2 separate regions of the Homo sapiens genome follow, and region 2 is linked to region 1. A link is a loop called in an ENCODE intact Hi-C map of the cell type or tissue named here. Cell type or tissue: breast epithelium. All regions are shown on one strand. Each heading gives the region's core, and the rest is flanking DNA. Links, peaks and the distances in the headings are about the cores only. Region 1 has its middle 39 kb from the start of CLEC3B. Region 2 has its middle 24 kb from the start of LARS2.

What was found. Hi-C counts contacts between places; a loop is a spot of excess contacts. Peaks named below come from ENCODE experiments on the same cell type or tissue, not always from the same donor. Only the 100,000 strongest peaks of a DNase experiment are listed, where the experiment ranks them.
Region 2: a loop joins it to region 1, with 5 times the contacts of the local background. A loop is called at or near these places in 1 of 110 quality-filtered maps.

Annotation. Positions count from the first base shown.
Region 1 is chr3:45,063,389-45,066,303 of GRCh38, forward strand. No RefSeq gene overlaps it. Among named protein-coding and RNA genes, the nearest start is that of CLEC3B, 39 kb to the left of the region's middle. In breast epithelium, for the core only: no CTCF peak of the experiment used is centred there; no DNase peak of the experiment used is centred there; H3K4me3 peaks cover 479 bases; H3K27ac peaks cover 1,174 bases.
Region 2 is chr3:45,363,325-45,366,239 of GRCh38, forward strand. No RefSeq gene overlaps it. Among named protein-coding and RNA genes, the nearest start is that of LARS2, 24 kb to the right of the region's middle. In breast epithelium, for the core only: no CTCF peak of the experiment used is centred there; no DNase peak of the experiment used is centred there.

The DNA.
Region 1 (2,915 bases), core at 214-2,713:
GTAGAGACGGGTTTTCTCCATGTTGGTCAGGCTGGTCTCGAACTCCTGACCTCAGGTGATCCGCCCGCCTCAGACTCCCAAAGGGCTGGGATTACAGGTGTGAGCCACTGCACGCCACTTGGTTTATAATTTCTACAGCACATCTTCTAATCCATTCTATCCATGAGCCTGTTAGGGAGACTCAGAAAACAATGGACTCAGTAGATGCTGGCAAGACTGAAATACTTTGTGGGGACATTTATTAACCACAGAATCTTGAGTCTTAACAAGGTTTTTTTGTTTTGTTTTTTGTTTTCTTGAGACAGATTCTCACTCTGTTGACCAGGCTGGAATGCAGTGGTGCAATCTCAGCTCACCACAGCCTTGACTTCCCAAGCTCAGGTGATCCTCACACCTCAGCCTCTCAAGTAGCTGGGACTGCAGGTACACACCACCACACCTGGCTAATTTTTTGTATGCTTGGTAGAGACAGGGTTTTACCATGTTGCCTAGGCTGGTCTCAAACTGCTGGCCTCAAGGGATCCGCTTACCTTGGCCTCCTCAAATGCTGGGATTACAGGTATGAGCCACCATGCCCAGCCAAGTTTTAACAAGTTTTTTTTTTTTTTTTTGAGATGGAGTCTAGCTCTGTCACCCATGCTGGAGTGCAGTGGTGCGATCTCGGCTCACTGCAACCTCCACTTCCCGGGTTCAAGCAATTATCTGCCTCAGCCTCCCGAGTACCTGGGATTACCGCCCGCCACCATGCCTGGCTAATTTTTTTTTTTTTTGTATTTTTAGTAGAGACAGGGTTTTACCATCTTGGCCAGGCTGGTCTTGAATTTCTGATCTCGTGATCCACCCGCCTCAGCCTCCCAAAGTGCTGGGATTACAGGCATAAGCCACTGCACCCAGCAGAGTTTTAACAAGTTTTTAAATGAGGTTTTAATTTTCATTTTATTTTAAAATTGGAGATACATTCTCAAGGTTCAAATTCAAAAGTTACAAAAGGGTATACTGTGAGAAGTTTTCCAGCCCCACAGACTTCTTTGAAGTCACACACTATTCATAGTTTCTATTTAACAAGATTTTTTCAAACTTAAAAAATAAAATAAAAAGCTTCCCAAATTCTTAGAAGCTATTTAGAGATACTGACTTTGCTCCAACTTAACTCTACAGTGGAGAGGAAGTGATGAGTTCCTCTAAAGGAGTGGTGCTGTTCGTCCAGCCTGGTGTCATTGAGGAAGGTGTCCGTGGGGGAGGTGGGGGTGGAGTAGGGAGAAAATGTTACTGGAAAACGGTCCCAATCCAGACCCCAAGAGAGGGTTCTTGGACCATGTGCAAGAAAGAATACGAGGTGAATCCATGAAATAAAGTGAAAGCATGTTTACTAAGAAAGTAAAAGAATAAAGAATGGCTACTCCATAGGCAGAGCAGCAGCGTGGGCTGTTCGATGGAGTATGCTTATAGTTATCTCTTCATCATATACTAAACAAGGGGTGGATTATTCATGACTTTTCCAGGAAGGGGCAGGCAATTCCCGGAACTGAGAGTTCCTCCCCTTTTTAGATCATATAGGGTAACTTCCTCATGTTGCCATGGCGTTAGTGAACTTAGTGCCAGTGGGAATGTCTTTTAGCAGCTAATGCATTATAATTAGAGTATAATGAGCAGTGAGGATGACCAGCGGTCACTTTCATCGTCATCTTGGTTTTGGCCGGCTTCTTTACCACATCCTGTTTTATCACAAGATCTTTGTGACCTGTTTCTTGTGCTGACTTCCTATCTCATCCTGTGACTAAGAATGCCTAACCTTTTGGGAATGCAGCCCAGTAGGTCTCAGCCTTATTTTACCCAGTCCCTATTCAAGATGGAGTCACTCTGGTTCAAACACCTCTGACAAAAAGACAGCACAGTTGTTATGGTTGCCTCCAGCCACCATACTGGGAACGCTGCATCCCTTCACTATACTCAGATACATGTCCAGCCCCAGCCCAAGTGATCTCTGGTCTGGCTGCCCTGGCCAGGAAGGCCCAAATGCCTAGGACTGCTCTGCTCTTTCCTGTTCCCTAGCTGCTGAGCCCACATGGCTCACACTGTGATACTGCTTCTCCCAGGAGCATCTAGGGCTGTGCAAATGCTGTAGGATTATATGCCAGCTTGCTGGAGTGGACTGCTAAGTGAGTTTAGAGATGATGAGGAGGACAGCATATTTGAATTTGACACAACTATCTAGAGAACAGTCACCTCACAGGAAAAGACAGTCAGCTTGCTGAAGATGAAGAGACCAAGCCCCCGAAAGCAGACTGTTGGTGATGTTTTTTCCTCTTCAGTGCAGACTTAACTAATACTAGCTACTAAATTCATTGACATGTATAAAATCACCTCTCCTCATCCTTGAAATGATCTTGTCAGGTAGGTGCTAGCATTCACATTCTATAGTTGAGGAAATTTTGGTCCAGAAAAGTTAGATTGCTTGTCTGATCACACAGCTAGTATTACAGCTGCATCTCAGCAATTCTGAGATCTTCTTTAGTCTGGGGACATCTGTTTCCTAAAAATGAGGGCAGGCTGGCCTTCATATACTGGTGGGGCAAGAGGAACTGTCCTTCTACCCATTGAAAGTTAGAGAATTTGAGTCTGTAAAACAAACTGGCAATAGACAGATTAACAGCAGAAAGGTAAACAAATTTATTAACATACAAGTGCACAGGAACCATGCAAGGTATAAAACCCAAAGAAGGGCCAGAGGGTTGAAGCTTAAATACCTCTTCACAGGGGAAAGGGAAGTGGAAGGTGTAGGCAATTTTAGACAAAGAGCAAACAATTTTTAGGGGAGATTAATAGGCCTGAAAACCATACAATAACCTGGAACGAAGTTCCTCTGGGCTCTGGGGGAGGTGGTGACAAGTTATGAGAAAGTAAAGGGTGGAACT
Region 2 (2,915 bases), core at 226-2,725, 300 kb after region 1:
GTTTCCTTGCTTACCCAACCCACAACTCCTGGAAGGGGCAGCCCTACATATAATACCAGGGGCTGGTATTCTTGAGAGCTTACATTGCACCAGGCATGGTACCTTCTGCTTTATATGTGTTCTTACTCCTTATAGCAGACCTGTGAGATAGGTACCACACCTACCCCCTTGTTTGTAGACAAAAAGCTGAGGTTTAGAGAGGTGAAATGGTTTGTTTGCTGCCAGCCAGCAGAGTGCTGGCCTGTAAAAAGGGCTCTATAATTGAGGGCTGTTAGCATCCTCATCCTATTTCTGGGGACAGGGTGATCCAGATTTAAATGGCTACAGAACAGTCCAGTGGACTGGCAGATTGCATTGTGGTGGTAATTACCTGCTTTCAACCCTTTGTGAGCTCTAGAATGGCATTCCCCTATCAGGGCTGAGGGCCGGGGGACACTATCTCATTGCCTGGCCAGTCCCAAGGTTGCTACCTCTTCCTCTTGCATGTTCTTCTTCTTCTCCCTCTCTTTCCTCTGTTTCTCAGTTTTCTCCTTCTTCTACTCCTCCCACTTTTCCTCCTCTTCCATTTCCTTCTCTTGCTCTTTCTTGTCTTTCCCCTCCTTCTTCTATTCCTCCTCCTTCCCTTCCCTCCATTTTTTTCTCTTCCTTCTTAGCTCAACTCCTCGTTCTTCCTTCCCTCTCCTTCCCTCTTTTCTCCTAGGGCTCCTGGTAGAGAATGTAGATGATGATGATGGTAATCGTGATTTTGATGTTATCATTTGGCCAGCCTGGATTTCTAGTTTCTTGTCATCTTCCCCTCTGGTGGGAAAGGGATCATTCAGTGTAAGAATTTGAAGGTCTGCTGTGAAAGGCAATCATTATTAGACAGAGAAAGGCTGGTTTGTCTTACATATTTAGAAACTATGTTTGGGAGAAGGGAGAAACATGAAGGGTAAAAAAAGACTGAGGGAAATGAGGTGGGAGAAGAGAGAGAGAAAGACTAGAAAGAAGGGGCTTGAGGGAGCTCCTCAGATACTTATTCTGATTGATCCGAAAGGCGATTAGTTCAGCTGTGTTTGGTACCATCCTCTCTACTTGGGTGTGTTTGTCAACAGCCACCAGGAAGCCACTGTCAGGCGAAGCACGTGCTGGCAAGCCCTTCCAGCCACTGAAGGATGTGGTGGTGCAGTTACATTATTGTTGTTATTCCTATCAGCTGACCAGTTCCCCAGCTCCCTCCTTGAGCCTTGTGCTTGTTAAATTTTTTACAGACACAATCTCTACACCCCATAAGTTGGGCAGCATAAGAAACTAAAGCCTACTTGTTCTCTATTCGTCTGCTGTATAATTGGGCCTGGAAAATACTTAACTAGGTCTTTGGGAGCAATACATAATTTGCTGTCCTCTGTATATAAGCTGAACTGCTGATTGAGGATCAAAGGAGCATGATCATTGATTTAATTAACTTATAGACTACTTGGTGGGGGGCAATAGACATACACATGAAGTCGGGGGCTAATTAACCCTACAAGAATATAAGAGACACTAAAAGTCACTATGACTAAATGCCCAATTGATGGCAGAAATGTAAGAGATATAGGATCCATTAAAAGTTCTTTATTAGAATTGCAGATATCACCAAAAGATGGGCAAGATACATTTAATACATTTGCAAATAAATGTGTGTCACCTATAACCCATTCTTAGACTAACAACAACAAATTCTAAATATCTGCAGGTCAAATGTAACTCAATACTGTTTTATAAAATACAGTATTTCTTCAAATAGGATCATCTTTTTCTAGAAGCAATCACAAGGCCTAAGGAGATTTGCAGCAATGGAAAGGATTTTTTTTCTCCCCTGTAATGAATAGATTAAAAGCTTAATCCCAAGGTCTGTCTCTGAGTCCAAGTATAATTGTGGTATGAGTCATTCTGAATGGGTTTTTTCATATACACTCAGCACTGTAAGGCATTTAGGGGAAAGCATCAAAGTTTTGAAAGATAATAAAAGAGACAACTTTCAGCAAACCTTGTGACCCTGAAAGGGATGCCCAAGATGAATCCCTTTCAGTATCAGGCTCCTAAGAAAACACTGATTTTACTTCAGGACACTTGAGGCCTGGATTGTCTTGTGAGGAGTTTCAGAAGGGCATCCACTCCTATATTCCTAGTTACTGACCTGTCAGATGCTGGCTTTGCAAAGATCGTCGTTAGTCCTTTGGCTCATCAATGCCAGGCCTATCCTGCAGGTCAGCGTGAAGCAATGTGAAAAAATGGTCCATCCAATTCCTGAGTCTATTCCCAAGAAGCAAGGCTTACAGATAGTGGGAAATTGATTTATTATCAGTGCTTAAAAGAGAATAATTTAAAATTTTCTTGGGGTTCAGAAGAGTAAACACTTGAAATAAGACCTGTTTGGACATTGCATGGGTGAAGTGATGCTCTAAAGAAGTTGAGGCTCAATTTGAGGAAAACCAGGACAGATGACCTTCAGAGCAAGAAACAAAGCATGCCTTTCATCTTTACCTTTGTGCATGGAGGGGAAAGATTGACTACATGGGATGATGGCTAGTTGACAGGCCTGTTGCTTTTTACTCAACAGACATTTAACTCGTATTTATCAAGCAAGTATGTGTAGCAAGGATTGAGGGAGGCAGCCCAGCTTTAGTGGTTAAGAGCATGAGCTCTGGAGCCAGACTGCCTGGGTTCAAATCCCAGTCTAGCACTTGCTAGCTGTGTGGTGTTGAGTGGTTTTTCTTAATCTCCCTGGGTCCCAATTTCCTCATCTGCAAAACAATGATCATAGTACCTATTGAGAGGGTTTGTTATAAAGCTTAGATGGATTAATATTTATTAAGGGTTTAACACACTGCCTGATGACACATATTAAGTGCTCAACAAATATTAGTTGCTAAGGTTGATAGGTGCTGTGT